Linked DNA regions of Mus musculus: region 2 is linked to region 1. A link is a loop called in an ENCODE intact Hi-C map of the cell type or tissue named here. Cell type or tissue: left cerebral cortex. All regions are shown on one strand. Each heading gives the region's core, and the rest is flanking DNA. Links, peaks and the distances in the headings are about the cores only. Region 1 overlaps Tnr (tenascin R). Region 2 has its middle 51 kb from the start of Mir1843b.

The links. Hi-C counts contacts between places; a loop is a spot of excess contacts. Peaks named below come from ENCODE experiments on the same cell type or tissue, not always from the same donor. Only the 100,000 strongest peaks of a DNase experiment are listed, where the experiment ranks them.
Region 2: a loop joins it to region 1, with 2.5 times the contacts of the local background. A loop is called at or near these places in 3 of 42 quality-filtered maps.

Annotation. Positions count from the first base shown.
Region 1 is chr1:159,674,131-159,689,825 of GRCm38, reverse strand. All of the region lies in intron 1 of Tnr (tenascin R), which reads right to left. Among named protein-coding and RNA genes, the nearest start is that of Gm31348, 100 kb to the left of the region's middle. In left cerebral cortex, for the core only: no CTCF peak of the experiment used is centred there; DNase peaks (open chromatin) are centred at 8,409 and 11,433.
Region 2 is chr1:159,383,196-159,398,890 of GRCm38, reverse strand. No RefSeq gene overlaps it. Among named protein-coding and RNA genes, the nearest start is that of Mir1843b, 51 kb to the right of the region's middle. In left cerebral cortex, for the core only: a CTCF peak has its summit at 8,670; DNase peaks (open chromatin) are centred at 8,660, 10,165, 12,218, 12,603 and 3 more places; H3K27ac peaks cover 1,381 bases.

The DNA of each region.
Region 1 (15,695 bases), core at 4,941-12,940:
CTTCAGATGAAAGCAAACAACATTCACACGGCCAGCCCTGTGTGGACATTTCTTCTGCTCTCTTACTTAATTAGAAGCAAAGTGTGTTGAATACGTGAGATGAAGGTTTCTATAGACATGTTGGCGAGAGTTCCTCCCAACTAAGCCTCTTGCTTGCCCATGTTCCAGCCCACCCAGCAGATGGATGTCCCAAGCACAGACTCTGTCCATGAAGGAGCTAAAGAATCAATTCTTAGAGATTCACTATGGCCTGCTGCTGTGCCTAGCTGACAGCAGACAAGCTGTCTGACCTAATCTTTGCTTCCAAGAAACCTGCACTGTGATTAGAGAAACAAGATAGAGACAGATGGTAACCCAGAAAACTAATAGAAAGTTATATGTCACTTGGTGGGGAAATTCGTGGCTTGTGCAATTCTATTTTGACCAGAACTCATAGAATTGTCAGCAAAAGATAAAACGCTTGCGCGTGATATCTGGATGTCATTGCAATCAATGGTATACCACAACAGAATTCCGTTTATTCATTCATCCAACAAGTACTTATCAAACATTTACTCCAAGGATATTTTACCCTTACAATGATTTTTACAGTTTGCAAAACACATCTACAAACCCTGACTATTTGATTCTTACTGAGTAGGCAGTTCAGCCATAGATGAATCAGAGGCTCAAATAAAGAGTAGATGACTTTCCTGCTTTGGGCTTACCAACAAAGTCCAGGACAGAAGGCTACAACTTCTGTTAGTCACTTCTATGCCCACCACACTTAGCAGAGGCAATGTGCACAGCTTGGAGTCGCTGTGTTGAGCCTGTGGCATGCGTTATGACTCTGGCCTTATGCATCATACGAACCCCCCTGTCTTACATAGTTACAGATACAAAGGGAAATCTGTGGATTTTATCCAGATTTTCACACTTACTTTCCTACCCCCATAAACTCTGCTCTTTTTTTTTTCATTTTTTAATCCATTTGTGTGTGAAAGAGCAAACTCCTGCCTTGTGATCTTTGTGAGCCTCTCCGGAGGGCCGGGATGAACTTTACAAACTTACCCCAATTCCAGACTGAGAGTTGTGGACATTTGCACTACTTTCCTATTCTTGTCGTGCCTTAAAATCCTGATTACAATTGTGACTGAGGGCAAGAGAGGTAAGTGTAAAGGCAGGGCTGGGGTTTGTAGGGGAAGGAGTAGCTTCGTCAGGGGAAGAGGAGAGATGTGTAGAGTACTGTAGGGATGGATTCCATTACTTTGCACCATTGCCTACCACACTCTAGAGAATTGGAATACTGATTCTGATTCTAAAAGTATCTGTCCCCCCTAGGCTACGTATCTGAACACTTTGAACACTTGGTCGCCAGCTGGCGATACTGTTAGGTGAGATTGTGAAATCTCTGGAAGGGGGAGACTAGTTAGAAGAAGTTTCTCACTAGGAGACAGTCCTTGAGGTCTACAGCTCAGCTCCGCTTCCAAGCATCTCTGTGCTTTCTGTTTTGCCAAGATATGAGGAGGTTAAAATTCTAGCTGCAGAGTCCCACATCGTGGTATTAACAACTAATGTGCTTTCCCTACCACGATGTCATGTGTCCCCTTAACACACGAGCTAAGACAAATCTGTCTTCCTTTCATTTACTCTGATCTGGTTTTCTGTCTGGTAAAAGTAACCAATACAGAAAATTGATACCAAGCCAGGGAGGGGAGGTTTATTATGATAAACATGATCACATGGCTCATAGGTCTTTGACTTTTTGTTGCTAGAGTACCTATGGAGTGCCATGAGCAGAGCTGCCTAAGCTATTCTAGAAAGGATTCAGAGGCTAAGGATGCTGATAGAAATATGGACAGTGAAGGCTGAGGCCATAAGCTTTCATATGAGAACAAGGTCTCCACCAGGAATTGGGCTAGCTAAAATGGCCACATAACATACCTTTTGATAGTTTCCTGGTATCGTTAGGAAGGTATACCAGAGAATATCTGCCTTTGATGTAACTCCAATCTGTCAATCATAATAAATATCATCATTTATAGATGACTTTGCATTTATTTTCAAGTGTAAAAAATTGAATATTATAGAAAACTTAAAAAGCACAGAAAGTAATAAATTAGAAAATACATATATTATATGTGCTTATAGACTATATAATACATGAAATATGTATATGTGTATCTCAGTATTTGCAGTTAATTATTTTATTGCTTTGGCGTATTCTCTTCCAGCATGTTTGTTTCACATCTACCTTTATATTAAGTTATATTATGTTATTATGTAAATTCTTATGTACTCTAGAATACATACATTTATAGTTATATTTATGTATCCCACTCTACTTCTATATGATCTCAATCCAAATAATTTTGCCTTACCTAACCTCACTCTCTATGATTTATAGTTTCCCAAGTGACCTTTCCTTTTGCCCAGGGAAACATACCTTAAGATAAGAAATCTTAATTTTAATAGCTTAAGTTTAACTGTTGACTGTAAAAAATACTCCAAAGTTCCTCCTGGAGCCAAATGCATTTGTATATCATTTTGGATGGTCTTGTTCATAACATTCAGTGGTATTAATTGACCCTTTGGGTAACAGGCTTAGGCAGAGCTTAGTTTAGAGCTGTAGTTTCACACTCTCTATAATTGCAGACAGTAAACATTTCCAACTCCTGGTGGTTTTCCACCCACTTCCTCTATGACTTTACACAAGGGGTAGGAAGTATGTGTCCTCTGGAATCTGCCCTCTCCTTTGTGCCAGGAAAACACTCTACCCTCGCCAAAGTCAGAGCCCACCTTATCTTCAGCATCCTATCATCTTGGTGGCTAGGCATGGAGAGGCCACTGAGGCAGCCACGTGGGAGAGCACACTAGAGGTAATTAATAGAGATCCTTGCTGCTGTTTTCTGGAGGGAGAAAGCCTCTCCAAGCAAAGTAAGATGGAAAGAAGGAAATGGAGAATGGCTTGTCACACCCACCCACCCTGACAGCATGACAGGTAAGTTAGCAAATGCTACACTGTAAGGAATTGCAAGCTATTTTCTGCAAAGTGGGCAAAGACTCGGGGATTAACGGCTGTACAGTGTGATAGATGTTGCTAAAGAAAGCCATAAATTACCAGCCATAAACCTGGCAAAGCTTATCCGATTGCATGATTCAGTCGGAGGACCTGGCAAATTCCCAGAGCTGTGGAGTAAGGGCGGGGTTGGATGCAGGGGCTGGCAGTGCATATCTCTGGCCTGAGGGCACAGATGGTGAACTTGGCAGACATCCAGCTTTGGAGGCAACAATGCTACTGGGCAGACTTCGCCTTCTCTGAAGTGCAGTCCTCAGTTAGAATTGCTAGGAAAGCCCAACTAAGCCGTGGACATAACCTGGCAGACCGCAGTCTTTTTCCGTCTTCCGTAGCTGTGGGGCATCTAGCCAAAGGGACCTTCCCTAGACACGAATCCCAAGAGCAAACTTCTGTTTTCAGAGATGCAAAATTAAGTGCAATATATTGAAGTGTGATCAAGGGAAATCAGAAACAAACAAAACAAAACCTCAAAGCAGACTCCTGGCTGTTAATGCCCATTAGCAACCAGGCCCTAGGCCTGTCCTCATATTCTCCAAACCTTCCCCTTTCTCCCCAGCTTTTCCTGTCTGCATTTCTTATCTGCCACTATGGTTTGTAGGAAAAGGTTGGGATAATAAAAGTAGAGAAATAAGAAAAGAGAGGTAAAAGAGAACCAAGCAGAAAGAGTTGAGTAGAGATGGATCACAGGGGGACAGAAGAGAACCATGTTTCCCAGACTCTTCCCCCACCCTAGTTCCCATGACCAGATAGTATATCTGGTTAACTAGCAGTGGGAGATAGGCACACACTACTCCAGAACTGTGTTCTGTTTTCCTACCTTCCATTTTTTTCTGCACACACACAATCACACACACACACACACACACACACACACACACACCTTCTATACACATACTTTTCAAAGAGTGTCTGTGTACTATGAGTAAATAGGTTTCATAGATGATGGAAGCCTCTTTGCTTCTCCTATGGTGTTGAAAGGATATACATAAATCCTATTAACCCTGTGTCTATGCAGAGCAGTAAAGGCAAGCTGGCTTCCTGCACAGATGATACTCTGTATAATAGGGAAACAGATAAGAGCTAACCAAACACATGAGGTGGACTCCATGTGAGGATGAAGGCTCAGAGGGAGAATGAGCACCTGCATGGGTATAAATTGGGTATCTATCTATCATGTGTCAAGTAGTGATACAATAGCAGAAAACATGGTTGTAGCAATTTACCGTGTATTAATAATTAATTAATTTAGTAATAAAGCACTTTGGAGAGGCTATTGGTGATACTAAGTATTTTGACTTTTCTGTCTCTGGGAAAACATGGTAGAACTATACTTTCTGACCAGTTGCTGCTTGTTGGACCCATGTGGCTTTGAGTGGAGGTGATCTTTGCCATTTTCAGGACACAACCAATGTGAGACCTTCCCAAGTGATTCAAGTTGGGTCTATAACTGATAAAAATAAGCAGAGGCGACTGGTTTGTGCCATGGATATGCATTGTGAAAAGAAAAAAAATAATTTATTATTTTAAGCCATGAAAGTTTGATGACATTTGTTATTAAATTATATCTTAGCTTTCTCCTGACAGCCTTTTTCCGAATCTGTGCTGTAGAAGGTTTTGTCCCCTAGAAGGTAGAACATCTACTCTGGGTGGATATGAACACATTGGGTACTGATCTCATCCTGGAATCTGCCATAGCCTGGCTGAGGAGATCAGTAATATACATCAGGAAGAGGCAAACCATCATTTTAAGTACACAGCTTCTCCATAAACATGTTGGTTGCGTGTAGAAGTGTATCAGTCAAGAGAGGTGGACCAGGGGTAAAAGATGAACAAAACTCAAAGGGAGGAGTATCAAAGGCTGGGTGGCAAGGCAAGACTGGAGGCTTTGGAGTGAGCTGAGTCTGAATGAGTTTATTGCTATATAGAATGTTCTTGGTGGGAGATAGACTGAGCCACAAAGCAAGGTGAAGAGTGCCCAATGTCCTTAGTGGGGAAGTCCACATAAATAGTGACCATCTCTGAAGCATCAGGAAGGCTGTGTAGGCAGGGCTTCTATGCCAAGAAGAGCCTGTAGACCCTGGCCATTTACAGAGAAGGTAGCAGAGTGGATGGGTGGGGCAAAGCAGGTGAGTTAGGCATGCCTGCTGCAAGAGGCTGCTATGGAAGCTCACTGGGGGAACTCTGTCTTCAGTGGCAGCCGTTTCTCCCCTCGTTCCCTGCAGAAGGTAATAACCTGTCACCAGAGCAAATAAAGTCTGATTTACATGAAATTTAATGCTAAGCATTTTCCTTTATTCCCTTGCGCCTCGGTGGCAGGCTGGCAGTACCAGCACAGCCGGGCCTGCTGTGTGCAGTGGTTGGATTTCACTGGATAGAAGTTTAACAAGAAATTACTTCCGTGTGGCGGGCTCTATTAGTCTGGGTAGGGAGCCTCTGTCAGCTCAGCAATATGCAACCTGTTTCATTTGAAAGAGGTACAAAGTCAGATGGTGAGGGTTTGGAAAGCTGGGAGGAGAGGGGAACGTATAGGGAGAAATGCTCTCAGTTTCAGGGTTCTGGTCCTTGCCACTCAGCTTCACGGTGACTGTTGGCTGGGCCTCAGAAAGCCGCATCTGCATCCTTATGGTTACTTCTGTCATTGCATCACACACAACTGAACGTGTTCTTGGAGGACCAACCATGGCTGTGCCAAACACAGTGGCTACAAAGACACAACGGAGGCAGAATGTATACTTCCCAAAATCAGCTCCTCACACAAAACAACTTCCCTCCTCCTCTTTCTCCTCCTCCTCTTCCTCCTCTTCCTCCTCTATCAACATTCCCAGTGCATCACCCCAAGCTAGGGAATATTTCATGAACATCCTTGTACCTTGTTAAAGTCCATTGATTTAAAATGTCTGCATTTCTCTTCGGTATTTTAACAGACCCAGCATAAATGCCACCATCTTCAGCAAGCCTTCTTCATCTCTCATACCAGGATAAGACCCCTCCCCCACCCCGTCCGTGCTCCCAGTCAGTGCTGGGATGTGTTCCTAACTCTTCACTGCCTTGTTCTATGTAAGTGACTGGGCTTTCTGCCTCTGTACTACACAAACCCCTTTAAGGCTTAGCATAAAACTGTAGTGATTAGGGAAGAAAGCAAGCCGCCCCCTGGGGGGTTTCAATTTATTCCTGTATACTATATGTATTATGATTAGGGGGCTCTGTTGCCATAATCTGTTAGGGAAGAAAGTCCATGCTCAGAGTTAAACATGTATTCCATACGGCAGGTGGGCCATGGGGGAGGGGCATGCACACTGGCCAACTCTTCCTGATAGGGGAAAACTCAGAAGGCTGCCTTCAGAGAACTCACTAGCTTCCCCCATATAGTGCTAGCTTTCCTTTCTTTATTGATTTTCTCTGTCCTTCTGATCCCTGTTTAGCTCACCAAGCTTGCTTGCTCGATTAATTAATTGATTGATTGTTGATTGACTTCTAATTGGCCTGATCCACTCGCTTCCATCTCATCCCATTTCCTTTCTGGAATCTCTTTGCTATCTAACACATTGAAAGGGAGTCTTGCCTTAGTTTCTTGCCCTAGTGTTGAGATGAAATACCCCAACAAAAGCAACACAGGGGAGAAAGGGCTTAGTCAGGCTCACAGGTAAGTGATACAGTCGTCATGGTCAGTGGTAGCCAAGGCTCCAGGAGCTTGAAGAAGCTGGTCATATCAAATGTGCAATCAGGAACACAGAGCAGCAAATGCACGCTGCTTGTTTTCTCTATTTTCTGAAGGCCTGCATCCCTTGTCAGTAAATACTCCTGACCATAATAGAAATGGATATTTCCACATCACTTAACACAAATAAGATAATCCACCCACATACACACCTGTATGTCCAATGGCCCATCTCCCAGGTAAGTCTAAATTCTGTCAAGTTAGCATTTAATACGAATCATCACTGGGGGCTGATCAATGATCTCTCCATGGTTTATTCTGGGCCATGGAATCTTGGGGTGCCATCCTTTGGCATGTACTAGGTGTCTTTTATCGCCATATGAAAGCTTGGTCAGCATGGCTGTGTGGAATGGCAACTGCCACGGAACTGGGGATGGGAGCTTGGGACAGCAGGGCTGGCACAGAGGCTGGTAGCCATGATTCAGGCCTTTCCCCTGCAGAGAGCCACACTGCCTCTATGACACATTCATGATAGGATCTCACGGTTTCAGAATCTGCGGCACTGACATTCCACACATCAGCTTTTCTTGCCCCATGCTTGATTATCAGCTGCAGCAGAGCTGCACCAGGAGGAAAACCTGCTGCCCCAGATGCTGTATTCCCAAGCCTATTAGGGATGAGTTTTACATTTTTTTCTGCAGGCAAAGATTATCAATGCCATTGCTCATGCAGATAACTAGGAGTGGGCTGTCAATATTGCACTTATTAACTGTGTGACCCTCAGCCAGTCACTTCACCTCCCTGAGCCTCTACCCCTCCTCGGTAACATGGGAGGAAATTGCCTAGAAATGTTGCAGCACACAGGAAATGAAGACCCAGCTCCGGGTCTTGTGTGAACAGGATACCCAAGGCATAGCAGCTCCTGCTATTCGTAGTAAATGGACTCAGATCTCCTGTCTATAGCAGCGGGTGTCTAGCTGAGCATGTCTTGCCCAAGGGAGTTGAACAGGGGTCACTGGTCAAATGCAGGAAATAGGAGGTAAGCATAAAGCAGGAAGGCTCCAAGTAGATCCAAGTACAAGCTAAGGACAGAGATGGAGAGGGAGGGCAGTTTAGCTGTATGGATAACTAGATAATTGCAAGATGAAAGGGCTGATAGAGAAGGTAAACAAGATTGATAAAGGAGATTTAAAAGGAAAGGGAAGTCAGCCACTGCAAGGAATATAAATAGATCACAGTAGCAACAGGATAGATGCTGTGGATGGAAAGGGCCCATAAAACAGAATAGACAGAAAATATAAACAGTGCAAATAGTGCAATGGAAAGAAGGTGAAAATGACAGGAGCAGAAAGATAAGCACATTACCCAGATAGATGCTCTGACCAGCAGGGAGGAAGGAGATGACTGCATCACAGCTGGACCACCAATGAGTGAGAGGGAGGCTCCAGGATTAGCCATGCCTCCTACTGCCTCTGGCTCTGGATGCTAAAGGGCACCAGGACATGGCTTAGTGAGGAGACCCCAAAGCCAAGCTAGAATGAGAACACATGGAAACCTGGTCTGAACTTTGCCACTTTTTTTCTGCACTTGTTACAGAGAGGCACCTGAATGAGAGCCAGTCAGGAGATGCCAGCCCCCGTGGCTGGCAGAGAGGGTGAACGGCTTCTGCAGTCTTTGATGCTGGAGCCAGGGCTAGGGTGGTCAACAGCCTTAGTGGAGTTGTGTTCTTTCTGGGCAGAAAATTCTCTCCTCTCCTGCCAAGAACTGAAGCTATCACCCCAGTCCCTTGCCCACAGTAGTGCTACCAAGTGTCAAGAAGTGCCTCTCATATGGGAGTGTTTGGAGAGAGGACAGGGGGGAGAAATGTAGTTATATCAGAATCTCGAAAATTAAATAATGTGCCTCTCCACCACCACTCAGTGTTTCATCCAGATAACTGTCTCAAGTGAGGAATATAACTATCATTCATGACAACTCGTTATAAACATTTGTTTAATCTGGGCCAAAAAATAAAGGGAGTAATCTTGTTTCCTGTTTTACCTCCCTCCCCTCCCCTCCCCTCCCCTCCCCTCCCCTCCCCCTCTGTATCCCTCCTTCCCTCCCTCTCTACCTCCCTCCTTCTTACCTTCTTGCAATTAAGATTCAATAATTGTGTAGCTAACATACAATACAAGGCATTTTATAAGGACTAGGGAGTGCTATAGGCAGTGGGGATGAGGAAGAGTCAAGGGAAGGGGGTAAAGTCTGCAGGGAGCTGGTGAGTGGGTGAGTTCCTTGGGTGGATAGGGAATGCAGTCTAGGCAAAAGAGAAGGCTTGGCCAAGAACACAATGCATTTAGGTAACTACAAGTTTCAAAAGTCCAGCAATGGGCAGACGGTGCAGGGAATTTGTATGGATAATGAGTGGTCAAAGTTGGGAGCTTGGACTTTGCTTGCCTCCGTGGTAACCCACAGAGAGTTCTGAGAAGCAGGATAAAGTTAGAATTCTGAATGATGGTTTGTAAAATGACCAGGAGGATGCAAGGCTGGAGACTGAGAGGCCAGGGTGGATTTCTAGAGCCATGAATCTAGAGAGGAGAAAAGTGTACCACTCCCAAATCCCTTATTTTCTACTGTCTTTCCTCTTTGGGAAATAACTCTGATTCTTATCTCTGGTAGGTTCTGCCTTTTATCCTTCCATTCATTTTCTTTCCCCCTCTTACTTCTCCTTCCAGGGTCAGCTACTGTTTTTTTTTCCTTTATTTTTAAATTGGGTTTTATTTCATTTACATTTCCAATGCTATCCCAAAAGTCCCCCACACGCTCCCCCACCCACTCCCCCACCCACCCACTCCTACTTCTTGGCCCTGTCGTTCCCCTGTACTGGGGCATATAAAGTTTGCACGACTAATGGGCCACTTTTTCCAGTGATTCATATGCAGCTAGAGACACAAGCTCCAGGGGGTTACTGGTTAGTTCATATTGTTGTTCCACCTATAGGCTTGCAGATCCCTTTAGCTTCTTGGGTACTTTCTCTAGCTCCTCCATTGGGAGCCCTGTGATCCATCCTATAGCTGACTGTGAGCATCCACTTCTGTCTTTGCTAGGCCCCGGCATAGCCTCACAAGAGACAGCTATATCTGGGTCCTTTCAGCAAAATCTTGCTAGTGTATGCAATGGTGTCAGCGTTTGGAAGCTGGTTATGGGATGGATCCCCAGATATGGCAGTCTCTAGATGGTCCATCCTTTCATCACAGCTCCAAACTTTGTCTCTGTAACTCCTTCCACTACTGTTTTTAAGGATGTTATTGGTCCCCATAGCAACCTAGACACACCAGAGAACCTTTTGCAAGATGCTAAAGCCCGAATGGCATAAAAGAGAGAATACAAAGTCAAAGAAGAGAACTCCACCCTCCAGACATTCTCTCATAGAGTGGACCCAGAACCCTCTCACACCGAGAAACTGATTTGGACAGGCAGATACTATGGGGGGAGAAAAAATGGAGAGGTGGTTCTGGTAGCTGATGCAAAATGCAGTTTGACATTCGTTTCTGAGGTGTGGTGAATTATTTTGACAAATTCAGTCTTGCCATGTCAGTCATATGTTTTGTGCTTTTCCAACCTAACCCCTCTGAGAAGATCGAAGGGTCAGACGAACAGGACCATGTTTGCTGTCTGCCCCATAGCACGTGACATGGTGGGATACACTGGGTAAGGGCTCAGAAAAGCCATAAATGAATATCATTAATGAATGAAGCTAGACAGTACACCTGGGGGTGTCTACTTGCATATGCAATGTGATTAACTTTTTACAGGAAACCCAGGGAAAGCTGTCATTCAAAGTAATGCCTTGGCTGATTCTCCCACTGCTCAATATATCCTTTGAACTTCTCCTGGAATTATCTTTAAAGCTAGTTAATGAGCCACACAAGAATAGCAGTCTTACCACATTATAATCGTGGCAGGCACATGGAGTCTGCTCTCTTCCTTCTGCAACTCTCAAACTAAGGAAGCTTGTGGGACTCTTTACCCACTTTCAAAGAATCTTCTTTGCAGGTTTCATTTTGTAGGCTCAAAATGTCCATAACATTTTACCTACTCTTATTTTCAATCAGAGAGGGAGAGGAGAGGGGGGTGGATTTTGTATTTGGGGGTCAAAACAAGGAGAGCTCATATTTTCCCGATCCCCCATCATCTTATAGCATGTGGATTTATTTAAATTCATAGTGCTGTCTTTCCATAGTGAGGATGGGGAGAGTCTGGGTAGTTTTATAAGAAGAACAAAGGGTTTCACATCCTCGGGAAGTCTTCTTTGAAAACAAACAGTGATCTGAAAGGTGCCCGGTTCTGAGTGATGGTAAGTCCTTCCAGGTTTCCAAATGGGAACCCTGCCAGGCCAGCCATCAAATCTGAAAGCTCAGAGGAGCAAGCATGACAGCTGCCTTTTAAAAACTCATAGAAACTCCCGCATGGTGTGAGGCAGGACCAAGCATAGCATAGGTCTTCAGTGCGACAGTGACATCCCCTAGCATACAGTCAGGGAGCCTGGTCCTCGATTTCTGTATGGCCAGGGTCTCCCTTCAGGGCAAGGGATGTCCGAGTGTGTGCTGTGGCTGCATGAGAAGAAGCCTCTTGAGTAAGCCCCAGAAGCTCAGACCCATCCAAACAGGAAGCTGATCCTCCCTTGGCATCTCGATGAAGTCTCTTGGCAGAGAAGCAGGTCCTAGCTCGTCAGAAATTCTATCTTTGGCAGCCATGAGCAGATGGATTGGGGTTTCCTGGGGTCAAGCATTTGCACTTGTCCAGCTCCTCCTCCAAAACAGATATTTATAGTTGAAAAACAATCTGTCGATTGGGAAGTGTAAGGAATCCTCTCCTCCAGGAGGGGGTAAAAAGAGAACCCGTGGTGGGTGTTCCGATGCTTACACAGAACAAGGCCTTCAGTTGTCTCCATGACAGAAGCTTTGACACCTTTAGGGCAAAGTTCCTTACTTCACTTGGGTTGTCATTTTGTAGATTGAAAAATGTAAATGATCGGATAAGATGATGTGATGTATCCTATCCATCCATCTACATCTATTCTCATGCTTGGATCAGAATTAGAGATCTGTTCATGTCCTAGACCATAGTAATACCAGACAACCCTACAGGGCAGGACTTATCCAAAGGGCTCATCAGCCAATTAAATTCACAAACTCTGGGAGGTATCAAAAGGACCCTCTTTCTTGCTTCAAAAGCAAAATTAGAACAATATTCTGAATATTATGTCATGGGTTTCCCTTTATATGCAGTTCCTTTTCACCCTACTTTTGATGTGGTGTCAGACACCTCTGAGGTTAGCTGAATGATGCTCTCTGCCCTCCTGTGATAAAGAAAAAAGGCCGCCACCAGTTGCTGGTGTCTTACTCTAGGCCATCTTAAACTTCAAAGTGAAAGCAGTTTCTACTCCCTGACCAGCCTCAAGTTTTCTGTTATAGGAGAAGAAACAACACAAGTCAGCAGGACAGGTGTGGATAGGCTGAGGGCCTGGGACAAAACCTCCTCTTCCTCCCAATCCCCAAGTTCCTTGGGGCTTGATTAGATTCCAAGGAATGACCATCCAGAGACTGCCCCACTTGGGGATCTGTCCCATATACAACCATCAAACCCAGACACTCTTGTGGATGCCAACAAGAGCTTGCTGACAAGAGCCTGATATAGCTGTCTCCTGAGAGGCTCTGCCAGTGCCTGACTAATACAGAAGTGGATACTCACAGTCATCCATTGGATGGAGCACAGGGTCCCCAATCAAGGAGCTAGAGAAAGGACCTAAGGAGCTGAAGGGGTTTGCAGCCCCATAGGAGGAACAACAATATGAACTAACCAGTACCCCCAGAGCTCCCAGGGACTAAACCACCAAGCAAAGAAAACACATGCTGGGACTCATGGCTCTAGCTGCATATGTAGCAGAGGATGTCCTAGTCGGTCATCAATGGGAGGAGAGGCCCTTGATCCTGTGAAGGTTCTATGCCCCAGTATAGGGGAATTCCAGGGCCAGGAAGCAGGAGTGGGTGGGTTGGTGAGCGGTGGGGGGGGGGGGGGGGTTGGAGGGGAAACCAGGAAAGCAGATAACATTTGAAATGTAAATAAAGAAAATATCTACTTTTAAAAAGTTCAAAAGCAAACAAACATAAAACAAAGCTAAAAGAAAAGTGCCTATACAAGTAGAACTCCACACTCCTAAGTCTGCGGCTCAGGAGCTGGCTGCCAAGCCTGACAGCCTGAGCTCTGTCTGTGGGGTCCAAACAATGCAGGACAAGAACTGACAGCACTCGACATGTCTCAAGAAAAGGAGGGATTTCTCCAAGTGACAGCCGTGGAACCTGAATGCACAGAGGTTTAGATTCCTTGCCTGACAAGCAAATGACAATACAGATCTTGAATCGATATTGGTGCTATGAATTAAAGTGTATCTTCCCATAAAGGCACAGAGAAGCCCTAACCCCAGCTCTTCAGAATACGACCTTACTTAGAAATAGAGTTCCAAGGATGCCATTAAGTGAGACAAGCAGGTGTATAGGTACCTTCATCCTATGTGACTGTCTTCCATAGAAGAAGGGACACAAATGTGCAGGCACAGAGGGAAGAACACAGGAAGCCAGGGAGAAGCCAGTCAGTGATATATTTATGAATATATATATATATATACATATATATATATTCTGTAGGATATATATATTCTGATATATATATGTATATATGTATATCATATACATATATATATCAGAAGTGATATATTTAAATTCTCAAATGTGCTAGAAATTGTGGCAAACACAGATGCTTGCTAAGGCCAGGAAGGCTTCTCCCTGGGCAGGGTTAGACCCTGTTCACAGGAAGGATACTCCCTCGGCAATGTTAGAGAGCATAACCCTGTTCACACCCCTGCTTTGCATTCTCAGTCTCTAGACCTGTGAGACAATAAAACTGCTGTTGTTTCAAACCAAAACACATTTTGGTTCTTTGTTACGGCAGGCTTAGAAAATTCCTGCTAACTCTGACTGCATGGTGTTTGAAAAATGTCAGCCACATAGAAGGTTCTGAAAAACTGAGGTCTACACTAAGAAATACGTGTTATTTTATGCTCATATCACATTGTAACTCTAGGTACAAGGTCTGAGGATCTTCTATTCACAGACAACCTTGACTACTGTCAATATTTTCAGTCTCACAATAATGAGAACAACAATGAAAAGAAGTTGTCAACATTATTACTAGTCTACAGCTCCATTTTTTAAAAATGGACTGGCTTAATTTATTTTTAGCCTTTGGGGCTTATAACTAATTAGTACAGCTGAATATATATTAACTGCAAATGAACATCGCTAAATCTCCTCACAGCTCTGAGAAGGGTGCCTTGGTACTTCCTGCACAGCCAACCACATGGAAGCAGCCTGAGCTGCAATGTGCCTGCGGGTTGTTATTTCATCACCTCCCTTTCTCTGCTTCCCACTCAGTGACATTGATATTAACAAAAGTGACCTCATAGGACCTGCACGTGTGCTCTGAGATCTTTATTCCCTCTTCACAAAACCTGAGAAGTGGGCACAGTTACTCCTTGCAGAAAAAGAAAATGTTCGAACCAATATCACAAGACAGGAGCCTAGGGACAGGAGGAGGGTAAGATAATTGTCCTCAAGTCCCATCAGTCATAAATATGGAATGGGATTTGAACTTAAGTTCTGAGACTTAAGCACTAAGCCTGGGAACTGTCATTTTCTGTAAAAGTGGCTCATGGAGAGGTTCTGGAGCAAGCCTCCAGGGTAGGGGACATATGTTTGCTGTGTGTCAAGAAAATTGAGATAGTAATATCTTGTTCATTTTCATAACAGCCTAACAAACTATACCATTCCCATCTTATGAATGAGGAGTTTGAAAACTAATGAAATAGCTCGAGAAAGGGCTCTCAGCCATTTCCTCAGACTGGGGATTTTAAAGGCACATCTTTCTGATTCCATGATGGTGGGAGTGGGGCTTACACAAAACAAAACAAACAAACAACACCCCTTCCCCCAAAAACCTCAGTATTCTCCTTTCTGCTTTGGCATCCTGTTTCTCCCTCTCCCCCTCCCCTCCCCCTCTCTCTCCCCCACTCCCCCTCTTGCCTTCTCCCTCTCTCCTCCCCCTCTCCCCCTCTCCTCCCCTTCACTCCCTCTCCCCCTCTCCCTCTCTCATGTTCCCCCTCCCTTTCTTACTATCCCTCTTTTCTGTCACTAACTGAGGTGGGTTTAGAACTGTTTCCTGGTCTTTTCTGTGTTTTAGAATAATGAGATGTTTGACTTCACACTGGGACAGACATTTGATGTTCCTCAGAGGTCCAGAATTTACATGACCTAAGTGTACAGCTCTGCAAAGACGGTAAGTTACCTGGCTGTTACAATCCTGCATAAACTTCCTAGAAAAAGTAATCAGTAATAAAGCAGTGTCCACCCAGCCCTGTGTGTCCTAGGATGTGGTAAGCATAGCATTGGGAGAATATGGAAGGGACAGTCACCCAAGGCAGAAGGGCTTTTCAAAATGGTCTCTGAAGGACAACTCATGACAGCCTAGAAGAGAGTTGAATATTGTGTGGGAGTCTATTTACAGTCATGGGGATCCCCATTTAGAGACACTGAATGCTCTATGTACACTGTCTTGCCCTTTCACTCTGTTTTGCTTTTGATCTTTCTGCCCCCCCCTTTTTTTTTTGCCTTGACATATTACCTCATCATTTGTTCCTGCCTGCTGCCTTCAGCATACAGGCAGCCCTGTGCATAACCCCACTTAGTGAATCTAATGTGGAAAAAGTGACTGTTTTGACTAAAGTAATCTAGCAGCATAGTGAGACTCACAGAGCCACAGGATGCTAGTCACGTCAGTTAAGGGCTGAGGGTCACCTACTTGGGATGGTCTTTAAATAATGGGATAAAGCTTGTGGCTGACACAATGTGAAACTCTTCTGCCATCACACCTGGCAAGGAGATC
Region 2 (15,695 bases), core at 5,020-13,019, 290 kb after region 1:
TGGAAAAAAAAAAACCTGCTATTTTTGCTCTGCTACAGAAGAAAAATAGAAGCATGACTTACGTACCCAAGTTCTGTCGCTGCAGCCATGTACTTTGACTAGTCTATTTTGTTTCTCACAATTACAAATATATTCCTTCCCCTAGAAATGTGTGTGGGACCAGCCCTCCCCACAGTGCATTGAGTTGTTGGAGAGCAGTTGGGGCCTGCCCCCAGGAGACCCTGGGTGACCAGCCTTCAGACAGGAGGGGCTCTGATCCATGATCCTCAGTAGTCTGGGCTTATTAAGCTCTTCCTGTCTGTCAATTACCCAGATTACTGCTCCCTTGCTGCAAGCTCTAAGGCCAGCTTCCATTTGGCCAGAGAAAAATAATGATTGTCTGTTTATTAACTGGAAAAAACAAAAACACACAGGCACAGTGTGTGTGTTTGAGCCAAAAATCCGGTCCTAAGAAGCTTCCCCCGGTCCAGTCTCTCCTCTCTAGAATCCTCTACTAGGGGCCACGAGCCAGTGGTATAGGACAGTGGTTCTCACCCTTTCTAATGCTGTGATCATTTAATACAGTTCCTCATGTTGTGGTGACCCCCAACCATCAAATTATTTCATTGCAACTTCATAGCTATAATTCTTCTTCTTCTTCTTCTTCTTCTTCTTCTTCTTCTTCTTCTTCTTCTTCTTCTTCTTCTTCTTCTTCTTCTTCCTCTTCCTCTTCCTCTTCCTCTTCCTCTTCCTCTTCCTCTTTCTCCTCCTCCTCCTCCTCCTCCTCCTCTTCTTCTTCTTCTTCTTCTTCCTTCTTCTTCTCCTTCTCCTTCTCCTCCTTCTCCTTCTCCTTCTCCTTCTCCTTCTCCTTCTCCTTCTCCTTCTCCTTCTCCTCCTTCTCCTTCTCCTTCTCCTTCTCCTTCTCCTTCTCCTTCTCCTTCTTCTTTTTGAATCATAATGCAAATATCCGGTATGCAGGATATCTGATATCCAACCCCTGTGAAAGGATCACTTGACCTCAAAGGGGTCAAGACCTACATTTTGAGCACCACCAGTCTAGGAGCTGCAGGAATCCCTGTGCCTGGATGTTCCAGATACTCTGTAGCACATGATGACTTTAGCTCATTCCTCATCTGTAACCAGGGGTGTGTGGGTACCTCTGAGAATGCACCAGGCACAGGCTACGGTGACAAAAAAACTGAGCAGGGGATTCTCAGGCACGATAAGTTCTAAAAGAGTGTTCACCAGAAGCCACCATCTGAACTCTAGTGCCATACATAGGTTCGAACCCAAACTCTGCCACTTTGGCAAAGTTCCTGGTACCTCAGCTGAGTGTCTACGAGCTGGGAAATGAGGATGCCTGTGTCATAGGACAGGAATGACATCTGAGAAGGTAAGTGTGTAAACCAGGCCTGTGCTCACCAGGCGCCCATCACAAAATTGACATGTGAGAGTCTCTTTCTTGCCCTAACCAGAAAGCCTGAATTCTTTGCTAAACCCTCTGGCTCTCCTGTCCCCAAAGTTGGCCACCTGTCCACTGACCTATCTTCTACTACTGCATGATCATGGTCTAAATTCCTTTCCCAGAAGGCTGGGGACGGCTCCAAACCCTAGCTTTTCCTATTTACTCTCCTTTGTGACAAACATCTTTGCTTTGAAAAACTGGTCACTCATGGGACAGAGAAAGGTACAACCAAACATGGTGTTCAGGCATAGTTGCACATACTTGAAATCCTAGCAGTCAGAAGTGTTGAGGCCAGCCTGAGCTACATAGTCAGACTTTGACTCAAAAAAAAAAAAAAAAAAAAAAAGTCAAAACAGAGAAAATGTCATTCTTCTGGACTGAGCTAAAGTCTCAACCCAGACACTGTCCTATAGTGCAAACTTCCAGAAGTCGCGGAATCTCACAGAGCCCCCAACCTTGCTGTCACATAAGCTCCCGAGTCAGCTCGGAGGAGTTCTCTGTCGCTATAAACACTGAGCATCTTCACATGAACTTCTCTGACTCCTACTCCTCTCCCAGGGCTTACTGTGCAGAATCTCTTGCCAGGAGGCTCTACTGAGAGTCAGAGCCCCTCCTCACTCCACGTGTCTAGTCCTGCAAACGTGACTCCACAGTCAAACACTCCATATATCTCAGGAGTCCCCTAAAGCCGTCTTTCCTGGAAGTCCTCCATGCAGTCACTTAGGCTCAGGTCAGCAGTTGTTAAGGGGCAACCTTTCACCTTCCCACAGTCTGAATTTTGGCGGAGCAGACCACCGCATCGGTTTCATTACAGGATCGAAGAGTGCCCTCTGGTGGAGGCAGAAGCAATAACAGAACCATGAAATTCCTCTTCCGGCTTCTACTCGGGACCTAGATCAGGTTCTCAATCAAATAGGTTCCCATTTTATTGGATAAACAAGTGATGTTGCCAATAGAACAGGAGGTATGATCTTCCCCTGAGGAAACACAACATATCCTATCGGAAAGCCTGATTACTGGTGTCCTCTATCAATTTTACCCTGAAAGGATAATAGCCCAGAGGTATGAGGCGATTTGCCTAAGGACACACAGCAAATCAACAGAAGAGAAGAGACTAGATGAATCCAGGTGCGTTGATGACCTTCCAGTTCAGATTCAGGAGAAAATCCAGGAGCTAGAGATTTGGACTGAATCCTGCTCCATACGTTTAGACAAATTAATTCTGCCCTGGGCTCTGACTGCCCTTTCTGAAACACGAGACAAGAACAGTGAGCTTTGAGGAAAGTCGGAGAGAGTCAGGGTCAGTCTCCTGCTTCTCCCTGATAGCCAGCTGCCCACGCCCTTCCACTCCATGCCCTTCAAGCTCATTTCCTTGTTCTCCAAGAAACTGGGAGAAATGGATATTTTGGGGTTACCTCAAAATGCAGACTCGTATGTGGTTTCGCCCCAGTGACTCTCTGCTCACAGACCTTGGAGGTGTCCTGAGCCTCAGTAGAGCCCCTAAGAGCCATTGATAGTCATCTCATGAGAAGACCGAAGCCAGAACCTCTTTCTGCTTTCAGGCACCCACACCGCACCTATGCGCATGCGCCTTCCTCCCTCCTCCCCGCCCCGCTCCCCACACACCACATGCACGCAAGCACAGAAGCCCTCTTATGAGGATAGACACTCTTCACCTCGCACCCCTAAAATGAGAAAATGTCCCTAGTAGTACTGGAGTAGAGGGATGAGGGGAGCCCAATTTGCCTTGTTCATCTATCCATCCATTCAGCAAACATTTTCCAAAAGCTTCCTACATTCTGGATATTGTTTAAAACTCGGAGATGGGGGTTAAAAGTCCTAAACATTATGGGATGCGGAAGATGCATCAGGGGCAAGGGGATTGAATAAGCTATACAATGTGCTCTCTCTGTAAGTGGAACCCATGTTGTGTGGTCCTTTCATTCCTCAGGAAGTCAATATGGGGGACACTTTCCCATCAGCCAGCCGTCTGCCTGGAATGAACAATAACACTGCTCAATGAAAATGTAACGTAGACCATGCTGCATCTTACCCTAAAGTTTGTAGTATATAGGAAAAAATTATAACAGCTCATAGTAAGTTTAATAATATGTTTTGTTTAATCTAACATATCCTAAATTCATCTTAAACTTATAGTTAGAACAAAAGAAAATTACTAAGGAGACACTCTGTCCCTTTTGTTTGTGCTGGGTCATCTGGATCCTGTGTGCGTGTTGTACTTACAACAGCACTCAGTGAGAAATCCACACAGTGCTCAGTTGCCACAATGTTTGTGTGTGTTGGGGGTGGGGTGGGGTAATTGTACCCTACTGGAAGCAAAAGAGGCACAAAAGAGGCAAAGCTCACCTAGCCTGCTTGGTTCTTCTTCAGAGCCCCAGGTCCTGGACTCTTCTTTTTCCCTTGGGGGTGGGGGGAGGGGTTAGGATATGTATGGAGGTCACAGCCAAACTTGTGAGAGTGGGTTTTTTCCTTCTACCATTTGGGCTCTGGGAACTGAACTCAGGATTGTTCACAAATGCCCTTACCTTCAAAGCCATCTCTTCAGCTCCTAGGTCTATATTCTTGAGCATACTTCTTGCCCATGTCCTCAATCAAAAGACGAGACAGCTCCCATCTACTTTTTCTCTCCCTAAGTCTCTCTTTGCCCTTTTTCTTTTAAGTCAGGCTATCCTGTAACCCAGGATGACTTCAAACTCACTTTATAGCCAAGGTTGATTTTGAACTTCCGATCCTGCTGTCTCAACCTCCCAAGTGCTGGGACTACAGGTCTCTGTTGCCATAACTTCTTTATGTGGTGCTTGAAAGCAAACCCCAGGTTTCATGTGCTGAGCAATCTCTGTACAAGATGAGCTGCATTTCTGTACCACCCTCATCACTCCCCTTTCTCTTCCAGAGACCTGCTCTGCTCCCGGTGAGTCTGATGTGTGACATCAGTCTCTGGGTGCTTATGTGGCCAGATTGCTGCATGTAGGGAGACTAGAACAGACATATGCAGCCCCTGAGAGTGACACTGGAGGAGTGGGAAAGTGGGTCTCAGCCTACCTAGGTCTCAGGCCAGAAAAGACCATCTTCTTGCTTGGACATACCCACCTTTATTATATTAAAACACTGAAAATCCTTCCTGGGCTCAACTTGTGAAATTGGCCCCCTCTTGTCCTTGGCTTTAAGGAGGTGTCTGGGATCCAGAACAGAATGCAGTTGGAGAAAGCACTCCCTAGCCATTCTGCCTTCAGTGTTCTTTCTGCTGACTTGTGTGGCCTTCCTCGGGTCTATCCCTGACCTTGAAGGTCAAGTTCATCTCAAGCAAACACTCTGATATTAAGCACAGAGAAGCCAGGGACATCTCAGGCCTGGAGTTTTCTGCAAGCCATTTGGTGCCACTCCCTGCTCAGACTTCCTCTCCCTAACCCTCCTTTTAGACATCCCCTCAGCCATGCTTGGACAGCCCACAGGCATGAAACTCAGTCCCTTACTTGGCTGTCCCTTTGTCCTCCAAAATATCTCCCTCCTATCCTCCCTGCTCCTCTCTCCTAAATCCCATCTACAAATAGAAAATAATTAATAATAATAATAATAATAATTCTGTGAGAGCAAATACAAATAGTTGGGAGCTATTTGACATGCTGGCTTCAAGACCCTTCTAACAACACCATAAGATAGACACCCCTTCCCCATGTTAGAGGGATGTAAATGAAACTGAAAGCAGTGGAATTATTTGTCCAAGTTTACAGTTCATAAGTACAGAGCCAAGGCCTGCCCGTGTAACTTCAGAGATGCCTGTATCCTATTAAGCAACTTAGGGAAAGTAAAATGAATGGTCCATGCCCACAGGAAATGAAATCTAGGCAAGGAGACAGTGCAGCTGCATGGAAAATTCCTAAGACGGTTTCTATCCAGAAATGTTTTATAACTAGGGAATCTGGAAGAAGAAGAAGAAGGCAGTGTGCATGCGTGGGAGGGGCTGCCTAGCTGCCTCAATAGCTGTGGCAGGCTCCAGGCTCCTGCATCCTGCTCTCCCTGCCTGCTGAGTTAGTGCCCCTGCCCACTTCCTGGCCCCTCCAGTGTGAGTCTCACACAGCTCCTCCAGCCTGATTGACTGCAGCAGAGAGACAACAACCCCTTAACCCCACCCCACCCCCAGCTAGCTTAGCGAGGCAGCATATGCTGCTGTGGAAAGTTGAACAATTGCACTTCTAAATAACAGCTCAACATGGAATAGAAGGGATGTTGCAAGGCAGGAGATGATTAATTGCCAAATGAATCATTGAAATTGTAATTTCAGTGGAATGCATGATTGCTGCAGGCCGGAATTGTAAGGAGAGACCAGGAGGAGACTGAATGGCCCGGCCAGGCAGAGAGGGCTGTTCAGCTGAGGGTCAGGGGTCAGAGAGGTACTCCTGAAAGGTTGTCTGAGACCACAGCATAGAGGCAAGCTTTCACTGTAGTGTCAAGAGCCCCTTGGAGCGAGGACTGCAGACCTGCTTGCCACGGGGATCTCCCCATGATGACCCATCGCACCTGGCCTCCCACCTGCTCTCTGGCTCTGTGGGATGCTGGCTCGCATCCTCCGGCCTCCTCTGACCTACTAGCCTCCTTTGTGCATCAGCTGCTCACGCTACACAGTAGGTAAGAGGCAGATCTCTCATCTATCCCTCGAGTGGAAGGGCATGCTGCTGAGCTGGAATAAGAAATGAAAATTCAGCATGTTCTGTTATGTTGGGGTTCGTTTTTCACAAGAGCTCCAACACCCCTGAGCCAGGTCCCGTTGCCTGAAATGTAGGACAGTGTCATAAGCAGAGGCTACCACTGCAATCTCAGCCTTCCTCCTTACTGGGTGTTGAAATTGTGTGGTCTTCCTTAATTTTCCTAACCTTCCTGAGCCTTAGTTTCCTTATGTGGGAATGTGTGATGTGGAATTGTACTCGAACAGCTCCTGCCTAGGGCAGGCTCCTGGTAACCCAGATCCATAAAGGTGGAGGCTATTGGGCTGGGGAGATAGTTCAGTTAGTAAAGTGCTTGCCATACAAGTCTGAGATTCAATCACTACCACCCATATAAAAATGTGATGTGCAGGGGCACACCTGTCATCCCAGCCTGATGTGGTGGGGCACACCTGTCATCCCAGCCTGATGTGGAGGGGCACACCTGTCATCCCAGCCTGATGTAGTAGGGACACACCTGTCATCCCAGTTCTGGAGATGCAGAGGTAGGAGGATCTTGGGGCTTGCTGGCCAGTCAGTCAAACTGATGTGATGAATTCCAGGTTCAGCGAGAGACCCTATCTCAAAAACTAATATGGGGAGTTATAGAGGAAGACACCTATTCTTAACCACACACACACACACACACACACACACACACACACACACACACACACACACACACACACACACAGAGAGAGAGAGAGAGAGAGAGAGAGAGAGAGAGAGAGAGAGAGTTTATTATCAAAGAATGGGCCAATAACAAACAATAAAACCATCTGTTTTAGGGAGGCATTGTAGGGAGCAGAGGAAACCCTGAGTGACAGAAGTCTTGGTGATTTGCACTGTTGCTATGAGCATAGCCATGTCAAAGATTCTATGCCTCAGCCCCATGGGAGTGGCTAAGCCTTCCCTGGGTGAGCCTCAGAGGCAAGTTCTCCACGGGAGTCTGAGTTCAAATGATTGACGAGTGTGTACAATCATTTGAAAGAAAAAAAACAAAAAACAAAAAACTAGCAACTGCAGCTTCATTCTCCTGGATGTCTGTAGCCTGAGACGGTCACTTCAGACACCTCCTAGCAAGTCTAGCTAGTCCCCCCTCCTCCGCCACCCCCTCCCCGTGCTGTACCTGATAAACACACTGAGGTTCTGGGTTACAGTAGGATAGGCGCCTTTCCATCAGAAGGTACACGCCCCACCTGATCTCAGCTTTCTGTACATGTGTCTGTCTGTCTGTCTGTCCTTTCTTTATTCCTTCACCAACCCCAGTCAGGGTTCTATGACCAAGCCATGTGGGTTATGGCAAGACATGACACACTGGAGACAGAGGCGGGGGGGGGGGGAGGGGGAGTACCACAAGTTAAATTAAGGCTAGCCTGATCTACATGGTGTCAGGCCAGCCAGAACTACTTAGTGTTAAAAACAAACAAACATAGATAGATAGATAGATAGATAGATAGATAGATAGATAGATAGATAGATAGATGATATGTTTTGAGCTCCCCTTGGGATGTTGTTATAATGGGTGTGGCAACCTATCTATGCCACATGAAGTAGGGACACAGCCTTGTTATGGTATAGGAGTTACAAGAGAGTGCACATATGGCCAGGTGAACAGGAAAGTAGACTACTGGTGAAGAGGAACAGAGGTGTGAGCTGTGTGCAGCTGCTGATGTGACTGAGCCCAGGCCACAGGGTGCGCTGTAGTGCAGCCATCTCAAGGCAGACGAGAAGGCTGCAGAGATGTGCAAAAGCCTGTTTCTTTAAAGCAAAAAAGGCAGAATGGAATGTGGTTGCAACTGAATGACTATGTGAAGGTAACTTTTTAACGCAAGAGTAATTGCGGAGTTAGGATATAAGAGGTCTGTTAGGTACTTAACTAACTTAGAGTTATCATTAGGTTTTAGATGTAAATGTGTAGTGCTTAAATAGGCAGTGCCTTTGAGAGGCTAGTAGACCCTCAGCCTCTAGGAGGGGCAAACTCAACTTTGACTGTGGATATGAGCGACTATGGCCAGAAATAAGAGTTAGGGGCAGTGGGTCACTACTCCAGGTTGGGGGGCTAGGCTGCATGTAAGAAGTGACCCATGGTGAAGGGTGCTGGGGAAAGTGGGTGCACTGTTTCTTCTGGGGCACTGTGTGGTCCAGAGCATAGCAGTGGAGAACTGCCTTTGAATCTGGAGAGAACAGCCACAGCACATATATAAGAAAATAGCCTATGGCTGGGGCTGGGGCTGGGGCTGGGGCTGGGGCTGGGGCTCTAGCTGGAGCTGGTAAGGGACATCAGGAAGACTGAACCGGAAGAATACGGGCCTGGATCAGCTTGACATCTTACATTTGTTCTGAGGGCGCTCTAGCAGGCCATCGGGTTGTATTGGGGGCGCTCCACTGTGGTAGACACACTGACTTGAACCTCCCACATCTGTGGCTGCGTCTGCTCTATTCATTTACTTAGGAGGACCTTGGAAACCCGCAGTCTGACATCGCCCCTAGTGTCCACCGGAGGAACTGCGTGAAGGCCGCCCAAGCCTTCCTTCCTGCTGCTACAGTCAAGCACCAGGCCTCCTGGAGAGCTGGGATTTTATATAAAGTCTTGCTACCTCTTCCAAATCCGCCTCTCTCAGGCTGCGAAGGTGAAAGAAGCAACACAACGCTTGAGCTTTCTGCTGCCTCACATTTGGCTTCAGCCAGGTGCCCCAGGGCAGGGTGGAGAAGAAAAGTCGGTCAAACACAATCCTTACCCTGAGCCTTCAAAGGATCTTCTGAAGATCTCCTTCACTTTTCTAGTCGGAAAACAAAAGCCACTGGGAGGGCCCAGTGAAATAGCATATGCCAGGCTTGTAGAACACTGTCAAGCCCAGGGCACTCAATTAACCGTGTTGTTGCTGCTCTGTCTATACTGAGGTCAGATGACCTGCATCAAGAGCTGGAGAGGGACCTCACGAAGCCTGCACAGCAAGGAAATGAGCAAGGATCAGGGAACACGGGATGCCAGGTGCATTAGAATTCAGTAGCTTCTATTGCAGTGGTTCTCGGGGCTTGTATATCAGATATCCTGCATATCAGATCTTTACATTACGATTCATAACACTAGCAAAATTACAGTTATAAACTAGCAATGAAATAACTTTATGGTTGTCGGGGGTCACCACAACAGGAAGGGCTAAAGGGAAGGTTGGGAACTACTGTTTTAATGTGCATCTAGGTATGCCACCAACCTTGTATATGCTCAAAAATTACTCATCAGAATGTGAAGTTTAAAGAGTGAGCTGATAATTTTCTTTGCTATATCTAAAAGCTTTGTCTCCCGAAGTACACCCATTCCTATTTCATGCAATGCACCATGACCCCCCCCCAAAAAAAAACAAAACTCTGTCACTTGCATTTTCCAGTCTTGTAGAGTGTTTGCACATGCTCAGAGGTGGGTATGGTTCACAGAAGATAGAAAACACTCCAGGTCATAACAATAATAGGACTACAGACTCAGCTAGTTCCCTTTTGCCTTCTAGGCTCTTCTATGGTTTAGGTACTGTCCTAGGTACTGACCCGTTTCTACATATTAGTGCATTTAATAAAACATAAGGTAAATGCTACCACATGCCCCTCTGCACGCGAGGGACCTGAGACATAGGTCTGAGAAAGGCAGAGTCGGGCAGCTCTGGTACCTGAGAGCAGATTCCTGGCCCACAGCCTGACCTCTAATGCTGATAAGTCGGAATGGGGCCCTGCTGGAGGAAGATGGCACAGTGCACACGTGTCGGTGTTGGGGCTGCCAGATGGGCTGTGCCATCGGGCCGTTTTCCCTCTCTAGTGTCATATACAAGTGTGAATTGTGCATTGATTCATACAAACACAGATACATTTCCATCCAAAGCGCTGGCCGCGCATTAGCCAGCTGCCAGCACTGTCTGTCGCAGGAGCGTCTGGTGTGCAGCCACCGTCAGGCAGATTTATGTGGAAAAGCATTTGCGTTCTGGACTGAGCCAAGCTGTACTCTGTAAAGCCTGCCCTCCCCTGGCCCTCTGCAAGACTTGAACCCTCTCTACACTCCCACACACCTCTGCAGCCAGCTGTCCCAGCATGTCTCTCTGGATAAAGGCAAATCCCCAAAGCAGAAGTGCCCTTTTCATAATTCGCCAGACAACCTTTGTTTCAGGATTTAACCACAAAGTAAGAAGCAAAGCTGAGCCTCCAACACATGCCTCTGTCCCAACAAAACTGGCAGCAAGTTTGAGAGACAATTAAAGATGGGTACAGCCAGATGTAGTGGCACATGCCTATAATTCTAGCACTAGGGAGGTAGAGACAGGAAGATCAGAACAGAAGGTTGTCCTCAGCTATGTGGTGAGTTTGAAGCCAGTCTGAGCTCTGTGCGACCCTGTCTCATAAAACTGACCAGATGATTTGGTAAGATAGCTCAGCTGTTTTTTGCCTTGTAGACAAGAGGAACTGAGTTTTATCCTCAAAACCCACGAAACAAACCAGATAATAGTAGTGAGTTAGGAATCCCAGGACTATGGAGGTGGGAAAAGGTGGATCCTTGGGAGTCACTAAGCCATCCAGTTTAGCCTACTTGGTGAGTGAGATCCAGGCCAGTGAGATGTGTCTCAAAGGATGTAGATGAGAATTGACATCTGGGCACATGTACAAATATACACACTAATGAAAATTAAAACCCAAAAAACCAAAATGGGGGGGGGTTCAAGACTTCCGGTCTATGTTCTTTGTACAGATGAAGGTTGAGGCACATAAAAGTTAACTCAACTGCCCTAAGTCACATAGTAAGTAGAGAAGTAGGCTTGGTTTAGTAAGTAGTCAAACATTGAACCTAATTGTTAGCTCTCATTTTCCCAGCTTGCCCTAAGTACGGTAGGCAGCTTTTAAAAACTAACAGGAGGGGTGTTCCTTTCTCACTCTCTTCTCACATTCCAGGGAGTGGGGATGTGCCCAAAAGACAGCTGGAGAGGATCTGGACCTGGGAGGTTAGGCCTTGGGTAGCTGCGGGATCTGATGGAGCCACAGGCTCTCAATACCAGTGGTCTATGGTAAACTTGATTCCCAGCCCTACTCTATTCTGAGCACTCAGTCAGCTTCTAGGATCCCACCCTGTAGGCTATACTCATTTGGTCAAATGGATGAAAGTGGCAGCATTTTGTCCCTTGTCCTCCTAGGCCATCTACATCCCAGGTGATTATGGATCATCTATCAAAACGCCCTGCACCTGTGGCAAGTCAACTGACCTAGTTTTGGGGAAGCCATAGAGACCATATCAGGTTGATTCAATATATTTATAGGTTCAACATACAGGAAAAAATTCATACAGAAAAAAATGTGTAATTACAAATGAAGCTACATCCAAAGGAAGCTCTTGATGTATCCACACACAGCCATAAAAACTGGTAACGTAGAAGGAACCAGAGGCACTTCCCAAGACCAAGTGAGCCCCCAGGACAGCAAGTTTTCAAACTGTGGGTCTTTAGTTTGTGGGTCGCATATCAGATAGCCTGCATATCAGATATTTACATTATAATTCATAAGGGTCACAACATTAGGAAGGCTGAGAATCACTGCCAGAGGACCAGACCTTCTACTGACCTTGACAATAAAAAAAAAGAATTATTAATTTTGGCCACTTATATGGTCTGAAAATGCACAACAGGAGCCAAAGCTACACAAAGAAACCTGTCGGGAAAAAACAAACAACAACAACAACAAACCACCTAACAGGAAAACAAACCAAGACTAAAAGGATTACTGTTTTGTCTGTTTTACAGTTTAAGGTATTATATTTTACCACAGTATGAGAAAATCACAGCCAATAGATTTCCTGCACCCCTCCTCATTCCTAACCAGAGTTCACACATCAGAGCAGTGTTCCAGGGGCAGACCCTGTGTTCCCTTAATAGTTTCATTTTCTTTTCTTTCCCAGCACCCATTATTGTACCTGACACTCAGAAGATAGCCAAGAATATTCGTAGAATAACAGCATGTGTTTTCCTTTCATATCAGAGGAGGAGAAGCAGGAGCCAGATGGCTGCAGCCCGGGATTCTCCCACACTCTCCGCTACGGACTGCAGCACCATGTGGCAGGGGCCAGGAGGGGAACTTCTTATCACACAGCCACCAGGTGCTTTTCCCCTATTGGTGCACATACAGAGGTGGGAATGTGCACACTCACTAACACACCAAACACACACACACACACACACACACACACACACACACACACACACGTTTCAGAAGACTATTCACTGAAATAACTAGTAATACCTTGAAGATCAACCTGTCCATTTTACAGATGGCAGCAGAAGGGCCAGTGGACATTTACTCATAAATATAGATGGTTTCTGGAAGGGCAGAGCCTGGAATCTGCCCTCCAGGGATGTGGATGAATAGCAGAGAAGCAATCTGCAAAGCCTCGCTTGCAATGGACTAGTGCACCCTCATCCATATATTACAAACTTTATCTGATGGGATGGCTTGTGGGTGGGGTGTTTGGGAGCTTACAGCTTGGGAGAATGGAGGCTTTGCAAATGAGTTAAAAACTGTACCCACCACCACCATGATCAGCAGCAGCAGCAGCAGCAGCAGCAGCAGCAGCAGCAGCAGTGAAATAGCTTGCTGCCTTTCTGTCACTTGAAGCCACAATAAAAAACTGACTGCAACCCAGAAGAGAGTCCTTGGTGGATCTTCACCATTATAGTCCTCTGATCCAGCCTTCTAACCTACAGGACTGAGATAAAAACATAATGGTCCAGGGAGCAAAATTGAGGGAGAGGAGGTCATGGGGCCACTGAAAGCAAGAAGAGGAAGGGGATATGGTTTTGTCATCATATTTTAATTTTAATATTTCAAAGACAAATATTACAGTAGGTTGTCATTGCAGCCTAAATGGATGAAAATTCAACTCTCCTAGATTTTCTGAGGAGGCTCTGGCTGCTTGACTCCTAATCTTGCAATCAAAGTCCCTGAATCAGCTCTGAGGACCACCGGGACCTGCCCTCCACTTGCTAGCCTAGCATTACCAAAGCAGCACCTTTTGGGTCTCCAGCCTACTTTCAGTGCCTGAGGCTTGAAGTTCCCATTGGGAAAGCACACATAGAGGACCTTCTGGCTTCTACCCCTCCCACCGGTCCAGCACATCAGGAAGCAGAGCAGAGCAGAGCATCAGTGCTAAGAGCTATCTGTTATGGAGACTAGTCTGAGTGATCTGACTTCCTCTAAAACAAATACTGGCTTGTCTAAAATATTTTCTAGTTTTTTTGAAGTATTGCTACCATGGGTACCTGAGCTGGTTTTAGTAGATGTTCATTTGTGACATAGCTGACAAACTTAATATCGCCTAACTTGGCTGAGAAAGTTATAAAGAATTTTTGTGTTCTGGGGACAGACAGGATACAGTGGGGCTACATTAAGACATTTTAGCACAAACATCTAAACACTGGGTGTTAGTGACAAAAAGAATAAATAGTACTGCCTTGGGGAATGTTCCAGTAAAGATGTGAAGGTTCCAAGAGGGATGTCGATCTTCCCATGGTGCACAACTGAAGCTAAACTTTGCTAGAACTGTAGAATAACAAGTCACAAAAACCTTCTTGGAGGCTGAAAATTAAATTACTTCTTGGATTCTTGGATCACAATTCTGCATTGGTCTAGGTATGATCTCCTTGAAGGCAGGATTGGGGAGTGGACACTCCTTCTGCTTGCTACAGTTTGATGATTGAGCCATTAAGAAGACTAATTGGAGAAAAGATATGCCAGCCTGTCTGTACAGGGCCATCCCACAGAGAAGGAGGAGGAGAAGGAGGAAGAGGAGGAGGAGGAGGAGAGGGAGGGGGGAGGAGAGGGAGGGAGGGGAGGAGGAGGAAGCTAGGCAGTAGTGGTGCATGCCTTTAATCCCAGCACTTGGTAGGCAGAGGCAGGCAGATTTCTAAGTTCGAGGCCAGCCTGATCTACAGAGTGAGTTCCAGGACAACCAGGGCTACACAGAGAATCCCTATCTCAAAAAACTGAGGAAAAGAGAGAGAGAGAGAGAGAGAGAGAGAGAGAGAGAAGAAAAGAAAAAAGAGAAGGGGGAGGAAGAGAAAGAAGAAAGAGGAAGAGGAGGAAGAGGAGGAGGATGAAGAGGAGGAAGAGGGGGAAGAGGAAGAGGAGGAAGATATTCATATATCCAGGGAGGCCTAGGGACTCAGGTACCTTCTCTTCAGAGAGCAGAGGAGCATGAGAGCTACGAGGAACAGAAAGTGACTTCTGATCAGGATCAACAGGCTGTCAGAAGAGTGACAGCATCCCTATGGTCACTTCTACCTCCAATCTCTGCTCTTAGGGTGTATTTTTCTCCTGTGGGCCGAGCAGTCCAGGAGGGGTGCTGGTCCTTGAGTTCCACTAGGAGGCTCTGGCTTTGGGCTGATCTGGAAGTGCAGAAGGAGCCTGTCCTCTGTGAACACTGAGGACTTTATTCCTCAAGTGCCCTCTGGCTGCAGCCAATAGCAAACCAAATCCACAGTCTGTCTGTCTTTCTTTGAGGTGTCATTTTGTTGGGATTGGCCAGGATTAGGGAATTGGGAGAGGCAAAACAATCTCAAAGAGGAAACTTAAACTCTCATACATTAACATCTCAGCAAGCACCCCTCAAACTGGTTAAAACTGCTTAGTTTAAAAACCGAAGCCGGGCGTGGTGGCGCACGCCTTTAATCCCAGCACTCGGGAGGCAGAGGCAGGCGGATTTCTGAGTTCAAGGCCAGCCTGGTCTACAGAGTGAGTTCCAGGACAGCCAGGGCTATACAGAGAAACCCTGTCTCGAAAAACCAAAAAAAAAAAAAAAAAAAAAAAAACCGAACCCTGAGAGCAGCTGGGAGCTTTAACCTCTCTGCAATGCTAAATGGTAACTCGAGGGCACTGGATATAGTTAAGCACCTTTTGTGGAGGAAGTGGAGGGTCCATGTGTGCATGTGTGCTGTGCAGGTGGAGGGAAACTCCTGAAGGGAGAACACAGGGAGATGGTGGGGGAGGGCAGAAGGGGAAGAGAGAATCGATGGAACAAGTTTTGTTTAGAAAAATGCCACAGCAAAACCTACGTTGGGAACTCACCATCTTGGAATTCAAGAAGAATATGCAACACAGAAGGGGAGATGAGAACAGAAGTGATTTGAAAGAATTCGGGAGAACAGTGGGAACTAATGGCTTATGTGCACTGGACACAGCCAGGGGAGGCAGAGGAGAGGAAAGTGGATTAAACAAAATTAAGAGTATATAAAGAAACACTATGAAATCCCACTAGTTTTTAAGCTAATTAAAAGTATAATTTTCAGTGGGGAGTTTGAGGAGAAGTACTCCACGTTAGCGAGCAACACTGCTCCCAGAAGGCATAGGTTATTAAATAGAAATCTCAGTGCCAGGCACAAGTTATCTCCGTATGCATTAATAATCAGACAGGACCTAGAGGCACCTAAGAAACAACATGGACTATTGCCATTGGTCTTTATTGCTCACCAGAACTAGAAGATAAGATCTTTCTATGGAAGACATCA